6 separate regions of the Homo sapiens genome follow, and all the other regions are linked to region 1. Evidence: chromatin loops called from intact Hi-C (ENCODE). Cell type or tissue: endothelial cell of umbilical vein. All regions are shown on one strand.

Region 1 (5,000 bases):
GGCTGAGGCAGGAGAGTTGCATGAACCCAGGAGGCAGAGGTCGCAGTGAGGCAAGATCACGCCAATGTACTCCAGCCTTGGAGACAGAGTGAGACTCCATCTCAAAGGAAAAAAAAAACAAAGAAAAATATCAGCAGAAATAAGTGAGTTGAGTAATTTCTAAATCTTATTTCCTATGTAAGTGGTTAAGAAATAATTAACTTTTGTTCTAGAAGTATTAAGGAGACAAATTGCAAAATTTAATGTGAAGCCTTGGCTCACAATAAATACTTTCTTTAAACTTAGGATATATTTAAAGTGGAATAATATTTTCCAACTTAAAATGTAACCATTTATTTTTTTCTTTAATGTGTTTGTGTATACATCTCCTTCTTTGTCAAAGGTTTGAGTAGAATTAGAAATAGCTGCAATTTACAAAACTCTATTTTGAAAGGAAGAAAATTAATAATAAATAGCAGAAGTAAAAGTTATCTTTCTGGAATCTAGGACTCTCACCCACTCTCATCTTCAATATTTACCCCATTGTTTCACATATGGAATATTATAAAATTAAAATATAAGAGAACGGATATGTTATTATTCAAATTATTTTCATTGAGGGTGGTTTGCCCAGTTTCTTAGAAGCAATTAAAAGGAGAGGATAAGGTGGTTTTCTTAAAATAGTGCTTTCTTTCTGCTGAATTTATGTAACTTTTTTAAGAATGGCAATCTAAGTGTACAAATGATGTTTAATTCTCATGAGATTTCATTTTAAACCTTGCTTTAGAGTAAACTTTATGAGTAATAAGATTATACGTGTGGGAAACTGAAACTAAAAGGATTCAAATGGTTTTGACAAACAACAGATATTCAGGGTCAGTGCAAATAAGGTTACAGATAATCACTCCATCTGCTCCATTGTCAGCAAAAATGAGGCCCAGGTGTTGCAGTATACCTTGTCCTTTCTCCTGAATTGTGACCATTGACAAATAAGATTTTCAAAGAGAAGTCTGAATTCCTTAGGGTTTAGCCTGAGCTCTTGTAAGAGTTTCTTTCCAGCCAAAGTATTTTCTTGTTTTCCTGTCAATTCAATGGGTTAGACCATTCCATCCATTAGAAGAAAGTAGAGGAAATGGCTCAACCTTGCCCAGAGTACAGCTGGTTGGAACTCTGACAACGGAACTGTGGCCCAGGGTAAAGAGCAAGAGGCTGGGGGAAGCACGTAATGCTTCTTAAAGCCTTTGATCTAAAATGACAGACTGTCATCTCCACTCACATTCCATTAGCCCAAGCAAGTTTGTGGCTAACCAGACAATGGGTCTCAGCAATATATCCCCCCTCCCAGAACGCCTGAACATTCAAGTGGCAAAAGAGTGAATTGTTGAGAACAATAATATAGTCTATAATAGCATATAATGTTCATAAAATTAGCACCCCAGGCAAACAGGACAGAATGCCTATCCCCAGCCACAGCTTTATCCTGGCCTACAATGCTCATTTATACTTTCTTTCCTGTGTGAAATGAACTACACTTAGTTTATTTTAACCTGATTTTTACAAACCCATAAAGAATGCAAGAGATGCAGTGGGCCAGGAAGAAGTGAGAATGTTGCCCTATGTGTGATTTTTTCTAGAATCTGTCTAAGTTCTGCTTTATTCCTGGATATCTTGATATGGAAAATTAATAGGATTGCATGGTAACTTCCTTATACACAAGTTTATTTACCTAATTTAGCTCAGGAGTATGACTCAATTACTAGCAACCTAAACATGCAATAATGAAGGGAATCTCCATGTTGCTTATGCAAACATCTAGAGTCATATGTCACTTTGTAAGTAGACAAAATGTAGGGCATGTGGGCTGGACATGTCAACATGCTGCTGACTTTATCTGTCATTAATTTTTGTTGTGTAAATTAGCATCCTAATGACACACCCCCACTGTATTCATTCTGTGCCCTGTCTCGCCCCTTAACTTGGAGCAGGTAATGGAGTTTTTAAACATCATTTGATAATTTGCCCTCTTCAGAAAGTAATACTAAGGAAAAGCTATTTAAAGTGAGCAGAATTCCTTTTATCTGTTGATTTAGAAATATTATTTATATTGCCAGAAATTTAAAATGTTCAACATGTTTATAGTTATTAAAACTTTGTAAAAGTAAAGTATGTTAAATCTTCAGGAGTATCACTGGAGGAGCTAGATGACAAAATATATATATATATATATATATAATATTATCATGAAAATGCAGTGCTGGCAAACTGCTCCTGGGATTATAAATATATCAGTAAAACCACCCTTTCTCCTGTATCCTTTCAGCATTAGCCATAAAATAGACTGGCCAGTAGGGGTTACTCTTGGCATTATGATCTAAGAGTGGTAGATTAGAGTTTGAAGACATAATGAGTGGTATTTTTAAAAATAGCTATTATCGTTGTGAATTTAGGTGCAATATTCAGAATTCAGAATTGGTGATAACTTGCTTTGAGCACTGTTTCAGCAGCTTTTATCCTATTCATATGACTGTCAGACATATTCCAGGAACTATTTTACTTAGCCTTGTTGATTGTCCCTCATTAAATAAAATCCACAGGTCAAAATTGTAAAGTAGCCTTTTAGTTCAATTTGGCATCTTTTTTTCCTGGGTGATATTCTCAGTCCCAGGGGTTTGAATTCCAGACATCCTTGAAAACAAAGCCTTATATGAATGTAGTCAGAACTAACTCTTTAAAAGGCAAAAGCACAACCACATTCAGTTACCCTAAAGTAACTGTAGTCAGGTGGCTCTTCAATTTTAGAAAATAAATTACTTTCAAAAAGAAGAAATTAGAAAAGGGAGGAAAAAAATAATGAAGCCTCATGGACATTTGTTTTTGAGAGAGAAAAAATAAATAAAAGGAAGTGGTTTTAAATATTGGTTTCATAAAAACAAAACTTAGAAAAGCTTTTTGTCTGAAGCCCAAATGGTTACAAATGAGCTCTGCTTACTAAACATGGGGCAGAAAGAGTTCATTAGAATAAAATACTATTACCTTCAGAAGAAATATGTATTACCAAGGGATGAAATGCAAAAGTTACTAATTCAATATTTATTTATTTATTTATTTATTTATTTTGGCGACAGAGTGAGACTCTGTTGCCCAGGCTGGAGTGCAGTGCTATTATCTTGACTCAATGCAGCCAGCCTCTGCCTTCTGGGTTCAAGTGATTCTTGTACCTTAGCCTCGTGAGTAGCTGAGTCTACAGGTGTATGCCACCACACTTGACTAATTTTTGCATTTTCAGTAGAGATGGGGCCTCGCCATGTTGCCCAGGTGAGTCTCAAACTCCTGAGTTCAAGCAATCCACCCATCTCGGCCTCCCCAAGTGGTAAGATTGCAGGCATGAGCTACCATGCCCGGCCTACTTCAATATTTATTTTTTAATAAATCAAGTTTGTTATGAGAGAGTTGTCAGAGAATAGGAATCTTCTAACTGCTGGTATCTTGATGCATTCAGAGCTCAAGGATGTGTGGTGTGGTTCAGACCATTTCGTGCACACTGTAGCAGAAGGATTGCCCTTTGATGGCTGGGCAAGGGAACATTATGATAGATGAGTTATCAAAATATTGCTAAAATTCTTTAGGCAGTTTGATATAGATGTTACTGTAGCTGGACACTGTCAGAGAAAGGAGATAGCTGTAACAGAGTACCAAATGAAAAACATTTTTGAATAGACTGTCCTTAAGACTTCTTACCTACGAAGACTCCTAATCTCTTCTTATGACATAATTATCGGAAAGGCCTGGAGGCCACACCTTGAGAAGAAAAGCACTTATCAGTTGTGATTTTCATTTTCTTCACAGTTTTCTCCACTCAGCTAGCTTACAGAGGAAACCAAAATGCAGTTGGTTGTTTCTCTTTACTAACACTCAGTTCCTAAGTGCTTAGCTTTAGAAGTTTTTTCTGCCTGTTTACTTCCACTTCTTGTGTGACATAACAATATTTTAGGGTTTTATTTTTCTTTTCAAAATTCTTCTGGTCTTTGGAAAGAAAATTAAGACACTATTTACTCTATGTTTGCTGATGCAGAACCAGTAAGTTTGTTCACCCACCCAAGTGATTCATTCTAAGCAAATTCTCCCATTAGGCATTTGTTGCAAATCTGCAAAAGTTGCTTTTATTTACTGATTCAACATATCCCTTCCCAGTATAAGGATCTCCTTTGACGGTGAAAATCTCCTTGGATTGCATAGGTTTTCATTGTACAGAGAAGGCTTGACCTTAAAAATTTAAGTTGCATTAAAATTTCTTTTATGTTTTAGAGAGACAGAGGCACTCTGTTGCCCAGACTGGAGTGCAGTGGTGCAGTCATAGCTCACCGTACCCTCAAACCCCTGGGATCAAGTGATTCTCCCACCTCAGCCTCCTAAAGCATTGGCATTACAGATGTGAGCCACCTGCTTGGCTGAAACTTTTCTTGAAACACACACACACACACACGAACACTCACACACACTTTTTTATTTATAAAGATCTCAACCAACTTTTTAAACCATGCAATAAAGGAATATCTTTGGCATTGGCAATGTATATTTGTTGACTGCTGGAGTCCTTTGGGCAACATCAAACACCCAATTGCTCATTTTAAAATCTGGCTTTCCACGCCTGTAATTCCAGCACTTTGGGAGGCCGAGGCAGGCGGATCACCAGGTCAGGAGATCGAGACCATCCTGGCTGACACGGTGAAACCCCATCTCTACTAAAAATACAAAAAATTAGCTGGGCGCAGTGGCGGGCGCCTGCAGTCCCAGCTACTCCAGAGGCTGAGGCAGGAGAATGGCGTGAACCCAGAAGGCAGAGCTTGCAGTGAGCCGACATCGTGCCACTGCACTCCAGCTGGGGTGACAGAGCGAGACTCCGTCTCAAAAAAAAAAAAAATCTGGCTCTCCATTTTGGGTTCTTAGGTAGATGGAATAGAGTTTCCAGACTTGAGGGTTTTAATTCAGCAACCCAGGATCAACACTTTCTAGGTGTGAGA
Region 2 (5,000 bases), 140 kb after region 1:
ATTGTACTCAGTATAGATTTGTTTCCTGGCACACATGTATGCACTATGTCACTTAATCACAGTGCCCCTATTAGATTACAAACTCCTGTCACCAAGGGTTTTGTTCCCTCTTTTCAAAGCAGAACTTAAAAGAATTTTGCTTACCTTTAAGCGTGCAGTTCACATCATTGACTTTAACTGGATGGTGGTTGATGGCTGATGGTCAACTAACAAAAAAGGAGTTGAGGAGTTGAGGTTTCAGATATAACAGAAGGATACTTAAGACTTTTAAGGAATAAAAAACTAATTTTTCTTAGCACAATGGTTCAGATGAAAGTAAGGGTGCATCAGAGAAGGCTGTCATTGGTTTATTTGTTATATTCCTAGCTCATGGTGATTGTATGTTAGCCAAATATCTTGCATTTGATTTTAAAACAAATCAGAAGTAGATGACTCAGAAATGTTGACAATAAAATTATGGACAAGCCCCTTGCTACAGCAGCTCTTATTAATTAAATATCTGAGACAGCAGAATTAAAAGAGAAGAAAGTGATATACAATTTGGAAGGTTTGGAAAGCTGGCCATAAAATTATTTCTTTCAGCTGGAGATACCTTACCTACTTATAATATATAAAATTTTTGAAGAAATAAGAATAGGTCTTATTTTACTTTGCAGTGAAGGCTTGAAATATTTGAAAGTTCACTTTATTGCAATAGGATTAAGTACATCAAACTTCATCCATTCTTATCTCTCTCAAATATTAGGAGTATAACTTTCAACTGAACTTCTTTGCCTGCTGTAATATACTGTTCTATAGTGATATTTTAAAATGAATACTTTGTGAACATAGTACTAGAAAAAGGATAGTGTTTTGAATATTTTAATAGCCTTACAGGGTTAAAAAAGGATCTTATAAAAAGTATGTTTAGTACCATTCAATTTTTACAAATTTATGCATTTGCTTATTCATATATGTAAATTTAAAATTTACATATAAGCTTATACTCAGAAAAAGATAAATGTTGTAAACACACTTGCATGCACACACACACCATAACAACCACCATGCCATTCAGTGGTTATTTCAGGGTAAGTAGGATTGCAGAAACTTTTACATATTCACGTTTTGCCTATATTTTCTGTTATAAGCTTTTATTTTGGCATGAGAAGAAAAAAATTTTAAAATTTCCCAAAAACATTCTTTGTAATAGTCAAAAATTAAAATGAACAGTGTCTATCAATAGGAGAATGGCTACACCAACAAAAAAAGTCAAGTAAGAAATAAAATTGGCCAGGCCTGGTGGCTCATGCCTGTAATCCCAGCACTTTGGGAGGCCAAGGCTGGTGGATTGCTTGAGCCCAGGAGTTTGAGACCAGCCTGGGCAATATGGCAAAACACCATATGTACAAAAAATACAAAAAAAATAGCCAAGCATGGTGGCATGCACATGTAGTCCTAGCTACTAGGGTGGCTGAGGTGGGAGGATTGCTTGAGCCTGAGAGGCAGAGGTTGCTGTGAGCCGAGATCACGCCACTGCATTCTAGCCAGGGAGATAGAACAAGACCCTGTCTCAAAAAAATAAAATTAAGCAATGGGAAAAGATTCCTCTTGCTATTTTAAATGTTGATCAACATTCAAATTTTCAGTGGTTTTAGGTAACAAGACATGTCAACCTCCTGAAACAGTAATTGTTGTAGATAATAAGAATATATATGAGTTTGGCTTTACCTGATTTTAAAAGTGGAGAGAAAAGCTGAATTGAAGCAAGCATACAATTATTTTCTAAACATATCCTCTCCAGTTTCAGTGTTTTTTAATCAAACCACCAGGAATGGTGCAGCAGACAATGCCAGTCCATGTCTCCCCCTTCATGGTCCCTTAGTTGTCATTAATGGGTGACTGCAGAGAACCATAGGCATTTGAGGACTTAACAGAGATATGTTTTATATTGAGAGTGGACATAAGCTCCTCATTGCCTCATTGTGGTTTGCACTTCAAACTGCAGCGTGTACTTTTTCTAAGCTCTGTGGTCTGCCTTCCTAGGACTGCTTGCCCTGTACTGTTATTTCAGAATGTTTATCTAGTGAGGAGTGCTGCATTGCTCCATTGTGCATCACAGGGCACAGGAAGCAATGGTATGACATTTTTGCTGCACATCTATTTTTGATTATTCTCAAAAGATGAAAATGTTTATCACTGCAGGGGTGTATTAGTCCATTTTCATGCTGCTATAAAGAACTACTTGAGATATGGTAATTTATAAAGGAAACAGGTTTCATTGACTCACAGTTCTGCATGACTGGAAAGGCTTCAGGAAACTTAAAATCATGGTGGAATGGGAAACAAACACGTTCTTATTCACATGGCGGCAGGGGAGGGAAGTGCAGAGGAAAGGGGGAAAAAGCCCCTTATAGAACTATCAGATCTCCTGAGAAGTCACTCACTATCATGAGAACAGCAGGGGGATCTGCTCCCATGATCTAATCACCTCCCATGAGGTTCCCTCCCCCAAAACATGGGGATTACAATTTGGATTACAATTCGAGATTTGGGTGAGGACACAGAGCCAGACCATATCATTCCACCTTTTGCCCTCCAAAATCTCATCTTTCTCACATTTCAAAACACAATTATGCCTTCCCAAGAGTCTCCCAAAGTCTTGACTCATTTCAGCGTTAACTCAATAGTCCAAGTCCAAAGTCTCGACTGAGACAAGGCAAGTCCCTTCTGTCTATGAGCCTGTAAAAGCAAAAGCAAGTTAATTACTTCCTAGATACAGTGGAGGCACAGGTATTGGGTAAATACACTCATTCCAAATGGGAGAAATTGTCCAGAACAAAGGGGCAACAGGCCCCATGCAAGTCCAAAATCCAATAGGGCAGTCATTAAACATTAAAGTTCCAAAATGATCTCCTTTGACTCCATGTCTTACATCCAGTTCATGCTGTTGCAAGAGTTGGGTCCCCACCACTTTGGCAGCTCCACCCCTGTGGTTTTTCAGGGTACAGTCCCCTCCTGGCTGCTTTCATGGGCTGGCATTGAGTGTCTGCAGCTTTTCCAGGTGCGCAGTGCAAGCTGTTGGTGGAGCTACCATTCTGGGGTCTGGAGGATGGTTGCCCTCTTCTCACAGCTCCACTATGCAGTGCCCCAGTGGGAATTCTGTGTGGGAGCTTGCACCCCACATTTTCCTACTGCACTGCCCCAGCAGAGGTTCTCCACGAGGGCCCCGTCCCTGCAGCAGGCTCTTGCCTGGACATCCAGGCATTTCCATACATCCTCTGAAATCTAGGTGGAGGTTCCCAAACCTCAGTTCTTGACTTCTGTGCACCTGCAGGCCCAACACCACGTGTAAGCTGCTAAGCCTTGAGGCTTGGACCTTCTGAAGCAATGGCCTGAGCTGTATGTTGGCCCCTTTTAGCCATGGTTGGGACTGAAGCAGCTGGGATGCAGGGTTGCACAGAGCAGGGGGACCCTAGGCCCACCCCACAAAATAAAGTCTTTCCTCCTAGGCCTCCAGGCCTGTAATAGGAGGGGCTGCTGTGAAGTCGTCTAACAGGCTCTAGAGACATTTTCCTCATTGTCTTGGTGATTAACATTTGGCATCTCATTACTTATGCAAATTTCTGCAGCTGGCTGGAATTTTCCCCCAGAAAATGGGTTTTTCTTTGCTATTACATCATCAGGCTGCAAATTTCTCAAACTTTTATGGTGTGCTTCCTTTTGAATTTTCTTCCACCAGATACTCTAAATCATCTCTCTAATTCACAGTTCCACAGATCTCTACGGCAGGGACAAAATGCCACCAGCCTCTTTGCTAAAGCATAGCAAGAGTGACCTTTACTCCAGTTTCTAACAAGTTCCTCATCTCCATCTCAGACCAACTCAGCCTGGACGTCATTGTTCGTATCACTATAAGCATTTTGGTCAAAGCCATTCAACAAGTTTCTCAGACGTCCCAAACTTTCCCACATCTTTCTGTCTTCTGAGCCCTCCAAGTCTCTAGGAAGTTGCACATTTTCCCACATTTTCCTGTCTTCTTCTGAGGCCTCCAAACTGTTCCAACCTCTGCCTGTTACCCAGTTCCAAAGTCGCTTCCACATTTTCAGGTATCTGCAGTAGTGCCACACTACTCTCAGTACCAACTGACTGTACTAATCTGTTCTCACACTGCTATAAAGAACTGCCTGAGACTGGGTAATTTGTAAAGGAAACGGGTTTAATTGACTTACAGTTCCACATGACTGGGGAGGCTTCAGGAAACTTACAAACATGGTGGAAGGGGAAGCAAACATGTTCTTCTTCACATGGCAGCAGGAGAGAGAAGTGCAGAGTGGAGGGGAAAAAGCCCCTTATAAAACCATTAGAGCTCCAGAGAAGTCACTCACTATTATTAGAACAGCATGGGGGAATCTGTTCCATGATCTAATCACCTCCCATGAGGACTTTCCCCCAAAACGTGGGGATTACAATTTGCATTACAATTCAAGTTGAGATTTGGTTGAGGACACAGAACCAGACCATATCAAAGAGTTTGCTTTGACAAAAGGAAGTGTATCTTTTTATTTACTTATTTACAAAGCAGCTTATTAAAGTTATTAAATAGTTTTCAAAGGGGCAGCTTTTTTTTCTACTTTCTGTATTAGTAAGCAACCATCTATGATTGTAATACAACTGAGGTCTCCCAAGAGAGAATGTAGCACAAAACAAGGTGTGCTATCTAAACCTGTAAGAAATGTTGTGCAGTGAACCAACTCCAGCACAGATATGGAGCTCTCTCAGAAACAACATAGGAAATTTAGATATGTGAAATTCAAATAGAAATAGAAAACTCAATTTAGAGTTTAGTTTGCGTAATATCTTAGAAATGTTTTCATGGTTCAAAGCTGATATTTGACAATTGTGTTAGATCTATAAAAATTCACAAAACATCCCTATAATTTTCAGATACAAAATGCTAATAAGGATTTTAAAGTTCAATGTGGACCACAGGGCTTCTGCTTTTGCAGGTGTACCTTCAT
Region 3 (5,000 bases), 98 kb after region 1:
CATTTTTTATTTTTTTGTAAATATAGGGTTTTTCCATGTTGCCCAAGTTGGTTTTGATCTCCCGGGCTCAAGCGATCCTCCTGGTTCAGCCTCCCAAAATGTTGGGATTATAGGCATTATCCACTGTGCCTGGCCCAGTAACTTTCTAAATAGTGTACAGGCCTCCAGTCTCACCACCTGTCCCATTCTCCTTCTCTTTCCTTCTGCAGAGACCTAAGAGCCAAGCGGAGCCCATCTCCTTCCTACACATTCTTCCAGCCTCTTTAGGACCTGATTTCACAACCTCATGTGCCACACCCCAGCTGCACCCTCCTGGTGGAAAGTGTTTTGCAGCTTCTTAAAGATATCATTCTGCTTCATTCATCAACCTTTGTCCATGGTGTTCCTTCTGACTAGAATGTGTCCCCCAACCCCTTTGCCTGGTGAGACCCTCCTCTTCCTTTGAGACCCATCAGAAGGCTTGTCTCTTCTTGGAAGCTTCTCACCCCACTCCAGTGCTGCATCCCTAGTTTCTGTGCATCCCCTGCAACCTGTGCATCACTTTTTCAAACATCGCTCCTCAAGTAGCATTGTGCATGCTGTTTTCTTGCCTTTCTCACTCACACAAATGGGAGTTTCCTGGGGGCCCTTTGTCATCACCACCTGCCTGACTGGATACACTAACACTCAGCCTACCTGCCACCTACTTGGAACCTTACAGGTGTTTCTTTGATTAATTAATTAATTCATGTTTTCTCCTCTTCTGGTCAGTTCTTCCACTTTACCTGTGCTTGTTTGGATATGCAGAGCTCTAGCTGGCGAGAGTGTCCTTCTGGCTAGATTGTCTCACCAAAAAGAGAATGGGTTTTCCCCATCCGGGTGTCTCTTAATTTTTTCTTCCACTCGTGTTTGGACAAAATTATTTATTGACTGGAAGGACCACATGGCAACTCTTCATGGCTTTGAGGCCCCTTAATGAGTGTCCAAGGGAGATTCTCTCTCACTTCCAAGTTCATGGCAGACATTTACCTACCCAGTCAGCTTGAACTGAGCTCATAGAAGTTTTATTTCTGGCTTTTGCGGATCATTTTTTATGCTGTTCCTCTCACCTGAAGCTCCCTTTCTATCTCTCCCTAGTTGGATAATAGTACACATATTAAATGTGTACCTTGTACCAAGTATGCTGAGACCTGCTTATAACTAATTTTGCTTGATCTTCATGAATAGTGTTTTGAAATAGCATTTTTCTATCCCTGCAGATAGGAAAACTAGAAAACAAAGAATAAGTAACTTCCCCAAGCTCACATGACTTGTAAGTGGCAGAGCTGGGATTTGAACCCAAGCCCCTCTGAAGCTAAAGCCTGTAGAGTACATGCTCCCTTCCTCCACATCACACTGCCCCTGCTTGTTCACACTCAATGTGAGAATCCACTTCTCAAGTTTGTCTTGCTTATTCCAACCTGTTTTGCAATGAATCTCTTTCAACAGCTCTATAGTTCCTGGCACTCACTTGGCATCCATCATTTTCTATGTTGTCATGTTTGGTATCTTTTCATGTATGTAATGTGCATCTCTTCTTAGGAGTAAGACCAGAACTTTTCTGCTCTGCAGTTTTCTCCCTGTGAGGGATGGTGAAACTTGGTGGCTAAGAGCATGGTTTATACAGACAGACTTCTTAGGTTTATATTCTGGCTCTCCTCTGTACTTGCTGTATCAGCTAGGGCTGATGTCTTCACTTTTTTATGATTCCATTTCTACCTCTGTACAATAAGGCAAATATGAATACTTACCTCAGAGTGTTGTTGTGAAGATGGAATGAATTAATGGCCATAAAGCACTTACAGCTGTGTCTGGTACATAGTGACCACTCACTAATGGTCACTTATAATTCCTTCACAACCTGTAAGGGTCCTTTCCACCCAGGTGATGTCCCTATGTCTCAACTGAATGACTGGTTAGGGATATCTTTCCATGGGCTACTGTGGCTGCAGATAATTGCATTCTTATTTGAGAGTTATGTTAACTAGTGTGGGCTTTTATTTGCTTCTCTCTTTCTATCAATGAGTCCTGCTGCTTCAACCCTGGGTTAACTGAAATTTGAAACCTTTTTCTACTCAAATTCCTTTGATGCTGAAATTCCTCTGCGGTCACAGCTAAGCACTTTGTGTGGTAACCTTCTCTTCTGTCCTCAGGCCTGCTGAGATCATCTGCTCAGCAGCATGTCTGACACCTGTTGCCACCTCACCCAGCCACTTCCTTGGTGACCTGGCAATGCCCAGAGGGGCCCTGCCAGCTTGGAGCCCTGTGGCAATGCTGTTTGATTCAGCAAACTGATAGCCTTCTGACATCCTTTCTTCATTTTAGCAGCCAAATCACATGCACCTTAATATTTATCAATAGCTAAGCAACACCGGAAGGAAGTGAGACAGAGCCTCTGGGCTAGTCACTATCTCTGATTTTACAGAATGGTTAAGCCAGGTGTAAAATATCTCACAATAACATGCCCTGTTGTCCTGAGGATTCAATTCCACCGAGATATAATTACCATATGAGGAAGTGAGAAATAGGGTTTCTTTCTAATACACAGAAAATAGAAAATAAGATGCTTTTCTTGGCCACTGTTATCAGTTTCCTGTTAAGGTTCTGCTTTGTTTAAAACAGTCCTGTTTTGCTTAAAAACAAACTCTAAGGAATTTTTCTAAAACATGACTCAACCTAACTAGGTATATATACTGTACTTTAAAGTGAACATATTTGAAATAATTGTGAGTGACAAAGAGACGGAAAAACATAGATTTTGAAACTAGCATTATTCTAATGATTTTTATCCCAGTGGTTTATTTGGAAATGAATTTCCATTCACAACATCTTCATTTGTCTTCTAATTTTCATGCAATTTGAAAGGGTTAGTTTCCTTACCCACAGGATCATCCTGGTCAAATCTCAAAAGATTGGCTAGGGCATTCTGATTTTACAGGCAAATTTATATTTTGCCGTTTCAGGAAATAATTCCTTCATGGTTATCTTTTATAAAGAGCTTATTTGTATAATATATACACATAGTATATATCAAATAAAAGATCTGGTGTTATAAACATAAGAATAAGCAATTTCCCTTTTGTGATAGGAATATGAAATTCCTTCTGGTAGAGGACGTTTAAGAGCATGTCCAAAGAATGGCTAATCAATGAATTCTCTCATTTTGTAAGGAGACACTTAGATGCATTTCTGAAAAAAACAAAACAAAACAAAACAAAACAAAAAACACTTTGGGCTTTCTCTGTATTCTTCAAGCATTTCTAAACATTTATTGACATATGCAGTAGAGAAAAACTGGTATCAGGAGGAAGGCAGTAAGTAGCCAGCAGTCACAAGGTACAAAGAATAAAATGCATGCAAACATGTACAGTATTCACTTTCAGGAGTTAATCTACATTTTATTTAATTTTTTTTTTTTTTTTTGACAGCGTTTCACTCTTGTTGCCCAGGCTGGAGTGCAGTGGTGCGATCTCAGCTCACTGCAACATCTGCCTCCCGGGTTCAAGCAATTCTCCGGCCTCAGCCTCCCAAATAGCTGGGATTACAGGCATATGCCACCATGCCTGGCTAATTTTTTTGAATTTTTAGTAGAGACGGGTTTTTGCCATGTTGGTCAGGCTGGTCTCAAACTCCTGACCACAGGTGATCTGCCTGCCTCGGCTGCCCAAAGTGCTGGAATTACAGGCGTGAGCCACCATGCCTGGTCCCTTTTAAAATATTTTAACACTGAGACCATATTACTGATGTACTACTTCTTTCTAAAAGTAATTAGAATAAATGTACACCCTCTTCTTTAAACTTTGCATTTTTCAAATTTCCAAAAACAAAAACTAATTATAAGTAAATCCATAAGCAAAACGCTGTTAATTACCACTTCCAAAATCTGGAAGCGGTGACTTGCTTTACTAAGACAAGAAACTTTAGACAGGTGAATACTTTTAACAAGGAACACACTTAACTTTGTCTAATTGAGCAAATTACAAATCAGAGCTAGTAGCTTGTTAATTATAAGAATATCTCCATTACTTGAATACGTGTACTAGTCATGGTAGGCAAAATAATACTCCAATAACGGACGACCCCACTGTGGATCTGAGAACCCCGCAGGCCAGCAGTCTCCATGTGATTGCCAAAAGCAATGCCGCCATATAAACCACAGGTGTCTACCTTCACCATGACAGAAGAAAGGGTTAGAGATTCCAGAAGTCACAATTAAATGCTTCCACCCCGAAAAGTGGATCATATTTCATTTTCCAAAGCAATGCAACTTTGTTAACCTCAAAGAGGCAGGGAAGTACAATTTTCCTGTGGGGTTGGAAGAAGAAAACTGGAAATTGGTGAACAGTTTTGAAATGTCTGCCATAACTTTTAAGTGAGGAACTTAGTGTTCTCTTACTCTGTCATGTTTTTAAATATCTTTTTGATTGAAATCTTTCAAGGCTTTCCAGATCCCTGAAGATAAAATACAAACTCTCCAACAAGACCTTTTGGCCATCAGGAACGCAGCACCTGGCTCTCTCACTAGTATCCTCTCTCTGTTTGCCATGTCCCATTAAGACTGTCTCCAGAAACAATGAATTTATTGTTGCCTGTTTCCTGCTAGCTTTTCCCCGTATTTACACAGTTTGCTTTATCTGCTGGGATTACCCTTCCCTGACTATGCTCAATCTCTATCTCCCTTGGCAATTCTCCTCCAGGCCCCAGACCTGAGAACTGGACCAGTGCTCTGCTCTCTCCTCTGAGCTTCACCACATCCTGTGAAAACTTGAACCTAATTCTTACTAGGTTTTAATCAACTGTTTACCTGTCTTTTCTCCCCACTAAAGATGAAAAGTCGCAGAGATAGCGGAGAACAAGAACCAGATCTCACAGTCATGGTGCCAAAAGAGTATCTAACCCTGAATTGGAGTTCAATACATACTTGTTGAATGAATGAGTGAGTGAATGAATGAATGGGTTTTTTTTGTGCTTTCATCTACCTG
Region 4 (5,000 bases), 270 kb after region 1:
GGATCAATACTTTGTATCCTTCCATCCACTCAAGTTCACACTCAGGATTATCACAGAAGGCATACTATGTTCTGAGCTTTCTTCTCTGTACTGTAAAAAAAAATACAGCAGTGAATGAAACAGACAAAAATTCTACCCTTGTGGAGTTTATATTCCAGCTGGGAGTGAAAGATGAAAATAATTTATATATTATATATATATGTAATATATAGAAATATATATTTATTTATATATCTATATTTAAAAATATGTATGGGGAAGATTTTGTGATAAATACCATGAAGAAAAGTGTATTAGAGAAGAGGTTAACGAATGTGTGTGTGGTGGGTGGTGGAATTTTAAGTGGTGTTAGGAAAGACCTCATTCAGAAGGTAGCATGTGAGCAAACATGAAGGAGGTACAAAAAGTCCTCCTGCCATCATGGAGGGACAGTAAGAAGGTCCTGGTGGCTGGAGTGAAGTAGCAAAGTGGAGAATAAGGGAAAAAGTTGGAGATGAAACAGAAGGGGACTCAGAGCTCTATTCATCTTACTAGTGGCTTTGCCTTATTAAACAAAGACCTTTAAACAGATGTTAACAAGATCCCTCTGACTCCTAATTTGGAGATGACTTTAGGGGAATAAGGGAAGAAAGAGAGATCAGTGAGAAGCAGAATTCTTTTTTTCAGGGTCTTTCTCATTGTTGTTCTCACTACCATCATCCTTTGGACAGACAGGTACTCTTTTTAAGTCAATTTGATCTAAATGTGGGTTTTAAAAAAATCCTTTTCTTTGTTTAACAGCTGAGACAAAGCAGGAATTTTAAAGCAACACTTTACTGACAAACTATGTAGAATCAAAGTAACATGAAACTAGATAATTTGTTCTATCATAGGAGATATCTTATTCAAATGAAGTCCCCTAGGAGAAACTCTTCTTCTGACTCCCTCTTCACACTGGACAGCAGAGGCCATCTTTAACTTTCCCACAAGAGAGGGCTCCACAAGACATAGTCATTACTCAAGAGATTGAGAATCAAGACAGAGAAGTTTAGTCTCCTCCTATGCTTACTTAAGGCTCACCTCCTTAACTCTGATTTCCTCTCTGGGAAATCTCTATTCCTCTGGTGACTGTATACTGGGATTTAGTACAACATTTAGGGAAGTGCAACCTACTCAAAATATCCAAATATAGCACCATAATTCTAACACTCTAATAAGAGGCACATCCACGTATTTTCAAGGGTGGGGAAAGATCATTAAATAACAGTATGAGTTATATTATGTTCTCAGTAAATATTAGTTACCTTTTCTTCCTCTTGGAGTGACTTTTACCACCCTCTGTAACTCATCTAGCCTTATCTAATGGGAGGCCATTTTATTTTGGGATGGCATGACTACATAATTTCAAGCTATTTCTTATGTTATTTGCCGCCTCTTAAATATCTTCCCCTTACCTCCTTCTCATACAAACCTTAAAGTTCTTCATAAGTCACAACAACTTATAAGGTCTTTTACCTAACTGAACCGATGTCTTCTCTTTGCTGTACATTTACATGTCTATAACAATCATTTTTCATTTAAATATGAAACTCTTGGATATAAAAATATTAACTTGAAAAATAGTAACCCTGATTTGCTCTTTATACTTTAACACCTTTTGTTTCTTTGTTTATAAATCCACTGTGCAAAGCTGTTTATGCAGCAGAAATTTAGTAAACATTCTGTGAATGTCTGAAACATCCATTCATCAATCCACTCACACAAAAACATTAACATATACTTTGTCATGCATTGTTAGATGTTCAAGCATGAAAATCAAACAGTAGTGAAGAATAATTTATTGTAAATATTATTTTTCAGGGAAGAGAACACTTTAGAAATAACTTCTTGAGAAATTGGTTTGGGAAAATAGTATATCCAAAATTAGAGAGCGCCATCTTGTGGGCAAGTGAGTATCTCACACAAATAATAACTATTATAAGTTGCAAAAATAGAATTTCTTCTCTTTTTTTCTTACAATTCAAATCTCCTTTTTACTGTAAATATTTGTATTGATGCATAATAATTATACATATTTAGGAGGTACATGTGATATTTTGATTCATGCATACAATGTGTGATGATCAAATCAGGGTATTTAAGATAACCATCACCTCAAACGATTATTATTTTTTGTGTTGGGAACACTTCAGCTCTTCCAGATATTTTGAAATATACAATAAATTATTGTTAGCTATAGTCACCTTTCTGTGTTATCGAACACTAGAACTTATTTCTTCTATCTAACTATATGCTTGTACCCATTAACTAACCTCTTTTCATCCCACCTCTCTCTTCCCAGCCTCTGGTAACCATCATTCTACTCTCTACCTCCAAGAGATCCACTGTTTTAGCTCCCACATATGAGTGACAACATGCCATATCTGTCTTTCTGTGCCTGGCTCATTTCACTTATTGTAATGACCTCCAGTTCCATCAAGGACACTTAGGTTGATTCCATATCTTGGCTATTGTGAATAGTGCTGCAATAAACATGGGGGTGCAGGTGTACTTTTAATATACTGATTTCCTTTCCTTTGAATAAATTCCTAGTGGTGGGATTGCTGGATCATATGATAGTTTTATTTTTAGTTTTTTGAGAAACTTCCATACTGTTTTCTATTATGGCTGTACTAATATACATTCCCATCGTCAGTGTATAGGAGTTCTCTTTTCCCAGCACCCTTCCCAGCATCAAATAAAATCTTTTAAAGAGGCTCTGTCTGTCCTAGCTGAAGAACTGAAAATATATATTAAAATTTTATATAATTAATGATATTTTAAACAATCCTTAGAAACTAATTGTAATATTTACAATTTACTTTTAAATTTCTTGAATAGCTAAAAATGAAGGCTCAGCAAAGAAATTACTAAATATCATAAACATGACATACTTTTCATAAGAAAGCTTATAAAACTGTTAATGAAAAAGGAGACAGAATTCTTAGAGATTATCTCTTTAAGGGGTCTATCACTTTTTGGGTATCTCAGGGTGCTTTGAAAATTTGACTAGATCAAATCTCTCTTGAAAAATGTAAATGTACACACAATTTTTCATATAGTTTCAGGGGCTTCACCAACTCCCCTGCGGTTGACTCATGAACCCATTCATGAACTTCATATTTTAAATACTTACATTTTACATAATATACAATTAAAGTCTAGAAGGTTTGGGGGTAAAAGCTAAAATTTGATTCCATTATCTCTTCATCCCCAAAACCTCATGCTCACACAATTTTATAAGATTGATATAGATAGATCAAATCATGATGAAATATATTTGCTACATCGTTTGAGTTCCTAAGCTAAATCTTAAAACTTATAGTTTCTAGGCTATTAATGTTCCTTACATCAACAAAAATAAATATTTAATATTAGGTTCATGTCATTCATGGTATATCTGTCACAAATACCCTTGATGTCCATTCTATCCAAAATAAAAGATGTTATTATGGATTTCCTTCTTTTTCAGGGCTGGGTAGAATTCTAGTGTGTGAGTGTGTGTGTGTGTGTGTGTGTACCACATTTTCTTTATCCATTCATTGTTGATGAACACTTAGGTTGATTCTGTATCTTTGCTATTGTAAATAATGCTATAATGAACATGGGAGTGCAAATATCTTTTTGACACACTGATTTCACTTCCTTTGGATATATACCTAGTAGTGAAACTGCTGGATAATATGGTAGTACTATTTTTAGCTTTTAAAGAACCTCGATGCTGTTTTCCATAATGGCTATGTGAATATACATTCCCACCAACAGTGTAAACATCTTCCCTTTTCTCCACATCCTTGCCATCTTTCATCTTTTTTGTACTAACAGGTATGAGTTGATATCTCATTGTGGTTTTAGTTTGCATTTCCTTGATTATTAAGTGATGTTGAACATTTTTTTCATATACCTGTTGGCCATTGGTATGGCTTCTTTTGAGAAACATCTGTTTAGATCCTTTTCTTGTTTTTTAATCAAGTTATTTGTTTTCATACTATTGACCTTTTTGAGTTCCTTATATATTTTGGAAATCCTGTCATTTGGGATCACATGGATGAATCTGGATGACGTTATGTTAAGTGAAATAAGTCAGGCACAGAATGACAACCACCACATGATCTCATTTAAATGTGAAAGCTAAAAATGTCAAACTCATAGAAACAGAATAAAATGGTTGTTAACCAGGGCTGATGGGTGGGGGCTGAAGACTGGGGCAATGTTAGTCAAAGGACACAAAATTTCAGTTAAACAGGAGGAATAAGTTCCAGAGATCTATTGTACCTCAGGGTGACTATAGTTAACAACAATACATTGCATACTTGAAAATAGCTAAAAGAGTAGATTTTTAGTGATCTTGCCACAAAAAAAGATAAGTTTGTGAGGTAATGTATATATTAATTAGCTTGATTTAGCCACTTCACAATGTATACATCTATGTAAATAAAATGTTTTACATCATAAATATATACATTCTTATTTGTCAATTTTTAAATATATATATACCTTTTAGAATTACAGCTTAGCCTTGGGTTAATGAAGTCATGACAGTACGAGGTTTATAAAACTGAACAAAGAATCCTAACCATACGCCACCCTAACTATGGAAATACAATGGAACTATTAGTTTTCTGTTTCCTCTTTCTTTCTCATTGAGAAATCATGTCCCTTCATAAAATCCATTTCTCTGTGTCAGATCATTGGAGCTCTTTTTTTCTCCATTATTATTTATAATAGTTAGTCTTATTCATCTCTTGCTAGTATGAACCTTAGTAACCTAGGTTAGTATTTCCCAAAGTAGGTTTTGTGGAATGCTAATATCAACAGGTACTACCTGCAAAATGGTTGCATGGTCAAATAAGCTGAGCTTCATAAAATTAAACTGATATATTACTGGAAGCTAAATAAATATTGTAAATATCCAGGAAGGAGATACATAGGCAAAATATTCCAAACTTTATTAAATAGTTAACTTTTTGTTTGCTTACAGA
Region 5 (5,000 bases), 150 kb after region 1:
CCTTTTAATCTATCCCAACCCTAGTAAGACTTATGTTGGCCCCACTCTGTCATTCACCTATCTTAACCTTGCTTTCATATTTTCCACTTCTTTTTCTACTGCATTCTGAATGTTTCATTCATATATGTTTTCTGGCTCACTAATTCAACCTTCAGTAGAGTCTAATTTGTTGTTTCACCTGTTTGTTGAGTTTCTAATTTCAGTTATTAGACATTCAATTTTAGAAGTTCTATTGGTCTTTATTCTAAATATGTGTGTTGATTTTTATTGTCTTTTGCTCATTTACTAAATTTTTTATCATTTCTTTAAACAGCTTAAATATTTTTTTTTATTTTAGTTCCTTGATAGTTCCAATATCTGTAATCTTGTTGGTCTACCTGTGCAGTTTATTCCACTGATTGTCTCTCAGGCAAGTTTATTTTTTTTATGCATTTTCTATATTTTTTTACATATGTGAGCTCATACTCTTTAGTATTTTATCTCTGGAAATTATCTGTGTTGAAAGTGTATTTTTCGAAAGAGGATTTGCTTATAATTTAAGTAACTGCATGTCTGCTAACTATAGATTTACTTTAAATGAAATGTTCAACTTTTGGGCCACGCAAATATCCAATGCCATATTACATATCGCAAGTATACACTTGTGATTAGAAATTTTTGAAAGAAATATTTGTTTTAAATATGCTGCCTGAAACCAAGACAAGTCTTGTTCTGCATGAAAGATTGTAGCATGCCTAGTTATAGGTATTGACTTTTGGGTATAAGACTTTCTGTGAAGTCTGAATGTGAGTTCTTTCTCTGTTTAGGCCCCTTGTTTAGATTCTTGCCCTGGAACCCAAAGAATTGGTAAATGCCTTCAGGAAAAAAACAAAAAAACAAACAAAGCAAAAAACAATTCTAGTACTTAGTTATCCCTGTGGGACCAAGCTTTCTTAATTTCAAGCCTCAAAAACTTTTAATTTAATGATTTAAAGCAATCATCCAGTATAATTTTAGAGCAAATTTTGTTGAATTATACCATAAGAGGAAAAAGCACACAAACCTAAATGTAAAATGTGGTAAATTTCCATGAAGATAACATACCCATGTAAGCAGCAATTAGATTAATAGGCAGTATATTGCTAAGCTGTAGAAGCCCCCATTTGTGTACCTTTCAGATTCTGCCCCCACCCCAGAGTAACTACTATTGTGATTTCTAAGATAATATTCATATTATTTACCAAAGAGAGTGTGTTCTTTGTTCTCTAGCTTCTTTTCCTCAACACTGTATTTGGAAAAGTTATCTTTCTTTTTTCTTTTCTTTTCTTTTTTTTTTTTTTTTTTTGAGACAGGGTATTGCTCTGTCACCCAGGCTGTAGTACAGTACCATAGTCATAACTCATTGCAGCCTCAAACTCCTGGGCTCAAGCAGTCCTCCTGCCTCAGCCTCCCAAGTAGCTAGGACTACAGACATATGACACCACACCTGGCTAATTTTATTTTATTTTTTTGTATAGACTGGGTCTCGCTTTGTTGCCCAGGCTAGACTCAAACTCCTGGGCCTAAAGGAACATTTGTCTTTATATATGTAGTTGTAGTTCATTTTCATCTTCATACAAATATGTTATAAATTATTTATTCATTTTATTGTTTTGTTTTGTTTTGTTTTGTTTTGTTTGAGAAAGAGTTCCACTGCTTTGCCCAGGCTGGAGTGCAGTGGCACGAACTCGTCTCACTGCAGCCTCTGCCTCCAGGGTTCAAGCAATTCTCCTGCCTCAGCCTCCTAAGTAGTTGGGTCTACAGGCACCTGCCACTACACACGGCTAATTTTTGTATTTTTAGTAGAGATGGGGTTTTGCCATTTTGGCCGGGCTGGTCACGAACTCCTCATCTCAAATGATCCACCTGCCTCAGTCTGCCAAAGTGCTGGGATTACAGGTGTGAGCCACTGTGCCTGGCCCATTTTATTATTGGTAAATATTTGTTTTATTTTTATTTGAAACTATTACAAATCATGCTGCTATGAACATTACTGTATACATCTTTTTGTATAATGCATATATATTTCTGATGGGTATATAGCCAGAAGTGGAATTGCTTGATTATGAGGCATGCATTTTTTGAAGACTGACAGACAGTTTTCTCAAGTAGCTTCTTCAATTTAGATTCCAACCAATATTCTCTATTTTCTAAGAGCTCCACATTCTTGTCAACACTTCGTATTATCTTTTTCATTTTAACCATTCTAGTTGAGTAATATGTAGTGTTATTTCATTGTAATTTTAATTTTCACTTCACTGATGTCTAGTGATTCTGTGCATTAATTTTTTTTTCTGGACTTTTGAAGTGTTCTGTATGGGAAACTATTCCTCCATTTAGCTAGCTATTTTGCTGGAAATTATTGTATAAAATATCATCTCATAATTTAACAGTATATTCCTTCTTCTCTTCAAATTTTTATTAAAATAATTTTTCAGTACTCTTGAAGTCAACTTTTAATTTGTCCAACCTGTCTTTGAGCTCCCCCTGCTGTTTTCTATTTAAACTATATACCTGTTGATTATGCATAATTTTCTTTAAAATGATGGATTCTTAGCCAATAAGCTATTTTAAGCAGAAGCATTTTTTTTGCCAAAGACTAAGGGTATAAAATAAATTTAAATGCTAACTCAGGATATAAGAATTATTAAAATTAATGCTTGAAAACTAGTATGTTACATATGGGAAATCTGTATACCTTCATAATTTCACTGTGAATCTCACTCCTCTAAAAAATGAAGTCTTGAAAAGTTAGTATTTTAAAATACTTACCTTACTTGTAATGTGAAACCATTTATATTAATTTAGCAAATCAATGTTTCAAATTATTAACAACTAGACAAACTACTGAGCCATATGTTAGGTATATTGTAAGCATGTTGAAGTCAACAACATGACTTCTACACTTTCTACTTTCTCACGGTTCCCAGAATATCTATTTTGACATAATTATTGAAAAAAAATTAAAAGCATTTATTCCATTGTCTTGCTACATCTAAATTCATGGTGTTATGTTTCTTTAGGGCAATGGAGCTGAAATGAATAATGGATACCATGTAGTGTTTTTATATATTTCATCTATGAGCTATGACAGATATCTCCCTACATTCCAGCAGAAAAAAAAATGTGCTTCTTTCCTAAGCTTGCCAGCTATAAAGGCCTATTAGACATTCAGAGATTATCAGGAAGCAAAAAGCTTCATAGTCTTAACAACGTAAATCTGAAGTCTTAGAATGAGTTCATTAGAATATAGACATTGAATATGAGGTAAGTCTGAGTTGAAATTCTATCTCTGACAACTGCTGGATCTGTTTTTGGTTTCCAATAGTAAAATGGCACTAATAATGATATATGCAAAATGTAAAATGCTTAGCACAGTGCTTGGCACATAGTAGATTCTAAGCTGTAGTTTAAACAGCTATTGTGCTATGAATAAGCCATACGTTGACATTTTCCCTCTTGAGAATGTGCTATTTAAGTGTAGAAAACCTGCTTTCCCCTGTCCGTGTGAATTTCCTTAACATTCATCTTGGAAATGATACCACATACCCTTATATTGATGCACTGCAAGAGGCCAATCTAATGTAGGCATAAAAAGAGTAATCTGGTAATCTGCTCTTCTCAGCACCCTCTGCTAATAATGCTGTTTGAACAAATTCTAGAAAGACTGTTGATGCCAGAGCCAACTCAGAATTAGGCAGGTGAATGTTTTCAACTTCTGCTAATAATAACATCAGTTCTGTACTCTCCTCTGGGTTCTTTTTGCTGTATTAAAGCTGCAGTTCCCTTAGGTTAGCTTCTATGCATAACCTGGGAATGCATATTTTAGCTTTTTACTTCCCTCCCAAAGAAAGGAGCAGAAGAGGAGAACCAAATAGCCAAGATCTAGAAGATGAAACTGTTGTATCCATTGTGTGGATTCAGATAAGCCTCCACCCAAAATATGGTTCAAATGTTAAGACTAATGAGCAGCCCTACACTTCTCTCTCTCTCACTTTCACACACACACATACACAAACACACGCGCACGCACACACACACACACACACACACACACACACACACACATATACCCCTACCAAGAAAGTATGAAAGTATGTATTACTTATAAAATTATGAGGTTTTTCTGGGGAGAGCAGAGCAGGCCTCCCAAGAAGGTCTGAAGTAGCTTGAGAGAGCAGGGGGAAAATGACTGGTTTGAGATTTTATGACTTTTAGTGGGTGAGGCCATGCTGAGAGTTTTGTGTGGGTGGACTCTGGTGTGGTTTGAATTTCCCACCATCACCAAAGGAGAGAACACATGGGCTTTCTTAACAGTTTTCCCAAATGTAGGACAGAGGGGAAGAGAGAGGTATAACACTTTAAAGCTATCAGCAATGACACATCAAAAAATGGACATAGATTTTTTATTACAGAAATTAAATTGTATGAGAACAGAAATGAATCCCGGTGCTACACAGCTGATGTTTCCTAGGAATGAGAACTAGGGTAACTTTTTTAAAGCACGTGTTTATATTGATTGGTACATACTAGTTAGCCAAATTTAACTGGGTTGAGATGGTGGACTTTCCTTTTGAACCTCAGTTATGCAAATTGTAAGAATTGTGTTTCCTTCAAATTACTCAAAATAATATTGAATTTCTTACAAATGCAAAATGAATTGTGGCTTAATGTGCATATGTATATAACAGATACTTTGTTCAACTATATTATGAAATACTATAGTATGTAACTTTCTTAAATAAACAGGATGACAAATCAGTGTTAGGATTCAAATGGGCCCTATATTACTCTGTATCTCTCATAGGCCAAGTGTTAATTCTGGTACACATGACATTTAGCACATGCTATTACATTTATTGATTGCATATTTTTATCTGTTATCTTTTGGTTCATTCTACAAGGATTCTTCAAAAGAAATCAAGTAATCCTAGACCCCAATATATAAAAGAAACCAACTCATCCTAGACCCAATATATAAA
Region 6 (5,000 bases), 73 kb after region 1:
ACCCAACAACATTTTTTCATTTTTGACAACTTGTTTTTAGATTACAAACCTATTAGTTCTGCCTAACTGTTGTTTCTTGAAGGCCATACATGTAGGAAGTATTAAATTTGTAAAGTATCAGCCTATAAATTAGTAGACATAACTCTTAAGACCCTCTTTCTAATATAAATGGAATAAAATGCTGGAAATGAGTTATTTCTATTTTCTAAGCAAGCCTATTCTTTTATATTTGTTGCCTTATGTCTGCAAAAATATTCAATTTTGGATTGTTTAATAATGTGTAGTCTTGATTCTCTGAACTGTGAAATAAATTACAGTTTTTTCTTTGCTATCTTTCAAGCAGAAATTTGGCTTTTCTGTTATTTATCATAGTTTCTCAGTTGTGTTTCCTTTTGTTCTAATTTGTTAGACTTTATTCTAGACAGTTGCATGTATAAAAATAAAAATCCAACGAAAATTCACTTTAAAAATATTCAGCTAAAATGTCCTCTTAGTTTAAGTATATTTAGTAGTTTAATGGCCAAATCATTTGTATTTTATTTATAAAGTGCTTTGCTTATATCATTGCCCGCAAATGGAAATGTAGCTAACAAGTATTGAATGTTGAACTGTGTGGTAGTGGAGAAAGATTCAGAGGTATTCTTACTATCCTATCACCCATAGGTGATGGTTTGACATATGAACAGAGTAGAATAAAATGGACTAAGAAAATAATGTCAGATAAATGATGTTCATTACAAAGGAAAATATATTTTTACATCTTTTTAAAAAATCTTTGCATTTGCTACTTTCTATGGAGACCTACTCTCTTGTATAAGGACTGAATGTTAGTTTTAAAATAATTAAAACCCATCATTATCATCATCATGATCAAAGATCACTAACCAGAGTCAAATAATTTGAATTCTCTTCCAGATCTACTGCTCACAAGATGCCTGATAATGAACAAATACAATCTTTTTGGCATCTCCAAAATGGGCATAATAAATGTCTTAATCTCCTCAGCATAATTCTGTGATGCCAAAATAATACATATAACAATAATATTTTAGAAAGTATAAAAGTATAACAAGGTGGTATTATTATGATTACAGAGGTGCTAGAATATTGTGGTAATGTGTACAGGCTCTGGAGCCAGACTTCCTTGATTCAGATAGTGACTCACTAGATATTTAACCTCAGACATGCTACTTAACATCTGAGTGCCTCAATAGCCTCATCTGGAGAACAGGGCTAGTAACAGTCCTTAACTCATAGTGCTGTTGTGTGGATTAAATGGGGTAATACTGTAACTATCTTAGAATGGGACCTGGGGCATTGTAGATGTTCCTAGCTCTTAAATAATAATATTTAAATGTCTAATATAATATCAAAATTTTAATTACTTGATTCAAAACATTCAAAGCTTGTTAAAAACAATGTAGGCTGAAGTTTTCTGGGCCAGATTACAAATGACCTTATGGAAGAGATTTAGTCCCTTTAGCAAAAAGGGGTCATGAGGACACTGCCTAGGCTACAGGAAATCTCAACAAATATTCTCAAGATTCTTTTATGCTGTAGTGGCATCTTTCTGAACCTACAAGTTCACATTGCTTTTAAGGAATCACCCAGTTCTTCTTCCTCCTAGGAATCCTCCTTTTAGGATCATCTTTTGATCAAAATGAAAATTCTCCAAATTATGGTGGTTTTTAAGATTAGTTTTCTTTATACTAGGTTTTGAATTTATGGGACATGCCCTCCACCCAATCTTGGGTAATATTTTCTGCAATGACAGGACCTCACTGGGGAAATCCTAAATGAAGATAATAGCATGTTATATTAAATGTTGCCGGTATTCCATTTAATATCAAGCAATTGCGTAAAAGCCTTTTTAAATACCTAAGTTAAAAGTGGTATATTAATGTTGAGTGTACTTCTACTGCAAAGTCCATTCTCCCACTGATTTCAAACAAATACCATTTAAGTGCCAACCTACTATTACAAGAGTTTACTATTTTATTCTTGCTCCAAAATGGCATCAACAGTGATGGGGTGCTTTTGGGGGATTATTGAACAGAATTTTTGCAACAAAGGAGCAAGCATGAAGAAATGCAAAACATCAGTGATAGGGATTGCAACGTTTTATCTCAGCATTCCTCATATCTACACACCCCCTAATCAAACAAGCAGTTTTATGGCATGCGCAATTGCAATTGAAGTACAACTGACTTCTGCAGAACCGGCTTCCATAGGATTTCCTGTCCAAAAATCACCATGTGGTCATCTGCAGCTAAATGGTTACAAATCATCAAGTAAACAAGGCTTCCCCACCCCGGTGCTTTTTTTTTAAGGAGTGAAATCCACCAAACTCTATCATTTGCAAATTATCTCTGGACTTCTTTTATTTCTTTTTTTTTCACTGGGTAAGAAGGAAAACGAGCAAACAAAAAATCCTCCCTCCGTATTTGTTTAAGGCGTAATTTCCCTGTGAGGTGTTTTACAGGCTTCTCCTTGTTTAGCTTTTCTTGCCTGGTAATTACTGAAAGAAGTCTGCTCTTCCAGGGCGAGCTATTCCTTTAACCCCTTTTGCTTGCTCTTACTTGGAGGTTAGCAAGGAGTGCGCGGCTCTGCAATGTCTGGGAACCCACCTAGAGGGCCCCCTTGACGCCAGCACATCCCCTGTCAGGCAGCAGTCTCTGCAGCTGAGCCAGGCTGCTGCAGAGTTAATGTACAGTACCACGGAGCCTGCAAGTGTCCTGAGCTGATCAGAGCTGGGGCGGCACAGCCCAGGGCAGACAAGGCGGCTGCGAGGATTCCAAAGGTTCTGCTGGAAATTCGGCGCTGGGGGACTCCAGCAGGAGCCTGTTGCCATTGTGTTTTAAAAGCATGCAAGGTCTGTATAGCTTGGGCATGAGAATCTTTCAGAAGATGTCAGAGCATCAGAATAAATGACACCTATTGGAAAACTGAATTTGGGGTGAAAAACAAAAGAGATTGAGAGAGGAAAAAAAAGAAAAGAAAGACATCGGGGGAAGAATTCTTAGACAACGTCTGACTTGCAGCTGTGAAATTCATTTTCTTTCCAAGGCAAAATATGAAAAGCTCCCACATGGTTTTGATAATAACAAAATAAAGGGGATTCTGCAGTGAAAAGATCAATAGCTTAGTCATTTTACTTAAAGAGAACAGCCAGCCTTATTATGGGGTTAGGCAGCAGAAATGAATTTCATCGTGACAGCATCTTCTGAAGTCATGATGGTAGTTAATGGTAATCTTGTCCTGCAGAGCAGAAATTACTCATTGCCTTCCTACTTTTGCAGTTGAACCAGCAATTCTGAAATCTGGGAAAGAAGTTGGCTTTGGTGATACATGGTTTCTAGCCCCTCTGCCCAGGCCTTTGTCCGACACGTCTCAGACGGTAGCACTGCGTTAAAGTGACCATACATGAATATGTGCCTAAGAAAGAAGAAAAAGCAATATTCATTTCTAAAGGACAGCATGGCAAAGCAACCTGAAGTTTTCCATTTCCCTTCTAACACTTCTTTAACAAGGATATCAAGAAACTGTCTTTTGACTCCTTTCTTCCCACATTCCAGAGTCCTTCCTTAAGGATGCATTAATTTACACTCAAGGCGGTTAGATTTTACCAGGACAATATTTGCCACCATTTAGGATTATTAGTTGAACTGGTTATTTTAGTATGTTGACTAACTAGTGGAACCTAAATGGATGGACCCATACCTGCAGTGCTCTGTGATGTTTCTTTTTTCAAATCCTGGAAGGCCTTTTGTAATTGCTATTTGTTTTTATTGGTGGGGGGAGATTTTTTTTTTTTTTTTGGGATTCAATACTTGTTGCAATAATTGCCCACGATAGCTGCTCAAACAAGAGAGTTGGAATTCATCTGTAAAAATCACTACATGTAACGTAGGAGACAAGAAAAATATTAATGACAGAAGATCTGCGAACATGATGCACGTGAATAATTTTCCCTTTAGAAGGCATTCCTGGATATGGTGAGTAATCAATATTCCCTTCAGTTTGTAAAACTCAGAATTATCAAATTCCGTGACAGGTACCAGATGAGGATTTGTCTTGAACTAGAGTATTGGTATCAAGTGAGAATGAAAAGTAAACTGTGCAAAACCGAATATTGTCTGAGAAAGTAATGGTTATGCAATAAAAATACTTTGTTAATATGAAGCATCCCCAAATAAGTCAAGCATGAGGACTTGAGAACATTTAAATTGCTAATATTTCATGGAGGAAGAAAAAAACTTTGAGAATGGCAACAATTTAATAAATTTTTTTAAAGATGAGGCTTAGGGTTTGTTTTTTGTTGTTTTGCTATTTTTATTTGAAAATTCCCTGGGGAAGGGCACACATGAATTTCTGATATATCAATTTGTCTGAATTTCTAAAAGAAGGTTAAGGGAAACTTAGAATGTTGACTCAATTTTAAAATAATGCTAAAATGTGTTGGTGCCTCACAGTTAAGGATATTTTAGCTATTCAAGAAATATTTCTACCAGAATGAACCAGTAGAATTCTAGTAGAATTCTAACATATGAATCAGGAAGTGCTCAGGCTCTCATAGAACTTGCTTAGTGCCTTGATATTTGGTCATCTATTAAGGTTCAATGCAATGCATTCAGGTCCCTGGACATGTGATATCATGTGCCATTTCTTGCTGGAGTTTATGACTAAATGTGTGTAGGAACTCATTGCTGAGGGTATTTATAAGAGCAAAAGGTCATTATTTTAAAATTGCTTGTTTTTGCCATACCTTTAGGGTCAGCTGGATTCTGACTTTCATAGCAGAAACTTTGTGAATGCATAATAAAGGCACATGTTAAGGCTTAGTGTCTGCTAACATGGGTTGTTTTGGAAATGCAGTTTGTCTGATTTTGAAAGTATATCTTTCAGGTAAATGTTCTGGCTGGACTCTGGATGAATAATAGATACCTAAATATAGGTTTCGGAGGGCTTTCCAGCTGCTTTTATGACAATGTCTCAAATGA

The links. A loop is a pair of places that touch in the nucleus more often than their neighbours do. Peaks named below come from ENCODE experiments on the same cell type or tissue, not always from the same donor. Only the 100,000 strongest peaks of a DNase experiment are listed, where the experiment ranks them.
Region 2: a loop joins it to region 1, with 3 times the contacts of the local background. A loop is called at or near these places in 4 of 110 quality-filtered maps.
Region 3: it touches region 1 in a loop (6-fold over the local background); 2 of 110 quality-filtered maps call a loop at or near these places.
Region 4: a loop joins it to region 1, with 8 times the contacts of the local background. A loop is called at or near these places in 87 of 110 quality-filtered maps.
Region 5: it touches region 1 in a loop (9-fold over the local background); 79 of 110 quality-filtered maps call a loop at or near these places.
Region 6: a loop joins it to region 1, with 2.6 times the contacts of the local background. A loop is called at or near these places in 10 of 110 quality-filtered maps.

Annotation. Positions count from the first base shown.
Region 1 is chr5:59,658,286-59,663,285 of GRCh38, reverse strand. All of the region lies in intron 1 of PDE4D (phosphodiesterase 4D), which reads left to right. Among named protein-coding and RNA genes, the nearest start is that of MIR582, 43 kb to the left of the region's middle. In endothelial cell of umbilical vein, a CTCF peak has its summit at 2,338 (motif pointing right); DNase peaks (open chromatin) are centred at 1,025 and 2,325; H3K27ac peaks cover 1,479 bases.
Region 2 is chr5:59,523,196-59,528,195 of GRCh38, reverse strand. All of the region lies in intron 1 of PDE4D (phosphodiesterase 4D), which reads left to right. Among named protein-coding and RNA genes, the nearest start is that of MIR582, 180 kb to the left of the region's middle. In endothelial cell of umbilical vein, a CTCF peak has its summit at 1,972; a DNase peak (open chromatin) is centred at 2,105; H3K27ac peaks cover 1,335 bases.
Region 3 is chr5:59,560,372-59,565,371 of GRCh38, reverse strand. All of the region lies in intron 1 of PDE4D (phosphodiesterase 4D), which reads left to right. It overlaps LOC107986347 (a long non-coding RNA gene), which reads left to right. Exons shown (of 2, transcript XR_001742409.2): 1 at 1-4,906. Among named protein-coding and RNA genes, the nearest start is that of MIR582, 140 kb to the left of the region's middle. RefSeq lists an enhancer at 1,824-2,474. In endothelial cell of umbilical vein, no CTCF peak of the experiment used is centred here; a DNase peak (open chromatin) is centred at 2,451; H3K27ac peaks cover 2,073 bases.
Region 4 is chr5:59,387,164-59,392,163 of GRCh38, reverse strand. All of the region lies in intron 1 of PDE4D (phosphodiesterase 4D), which reads left to right. Among named protein-coding and RNA genes, the nearest start is that of MIR582, 310 kb to the left of the region's middle. In endothelial cell of umbilical vein, a CTCF peak has its summit at 1,938 (motif pointing left); no DNase peak of the experiment used is centred here.
Region 5 is chr5:59,503,989-59,508,988 of GRCh38, reverse strand. All of the region lies in intron 1 of PDE4D (phosphodiesterase 4D), which reads left to right. Among named protein-coding and RNA genes, the nearest start is that of MIR582, 200 kb to the left of the region's middle. In endothelial cell of umbilical vein, a CTCF peak has its summit at 2,510 (motif pointing left); no DNase peak of the experiment used is centred here.
Region 6 is chr5:59,585,324-59,590,323 of GRCh38, reverse strand. All of the region lies in intron 1 of PDE4D (phosphodiesterase 4D), which reads left to right. Among named protein-coding and RNA genes, the nearest start is that of MIR582, 120 kb to the left of the region's middle. In endothelial cell of umbilical vein, no CTCF peak of the experiment used is centred here; a DNase peak (open chromatin) is centred at 2,613.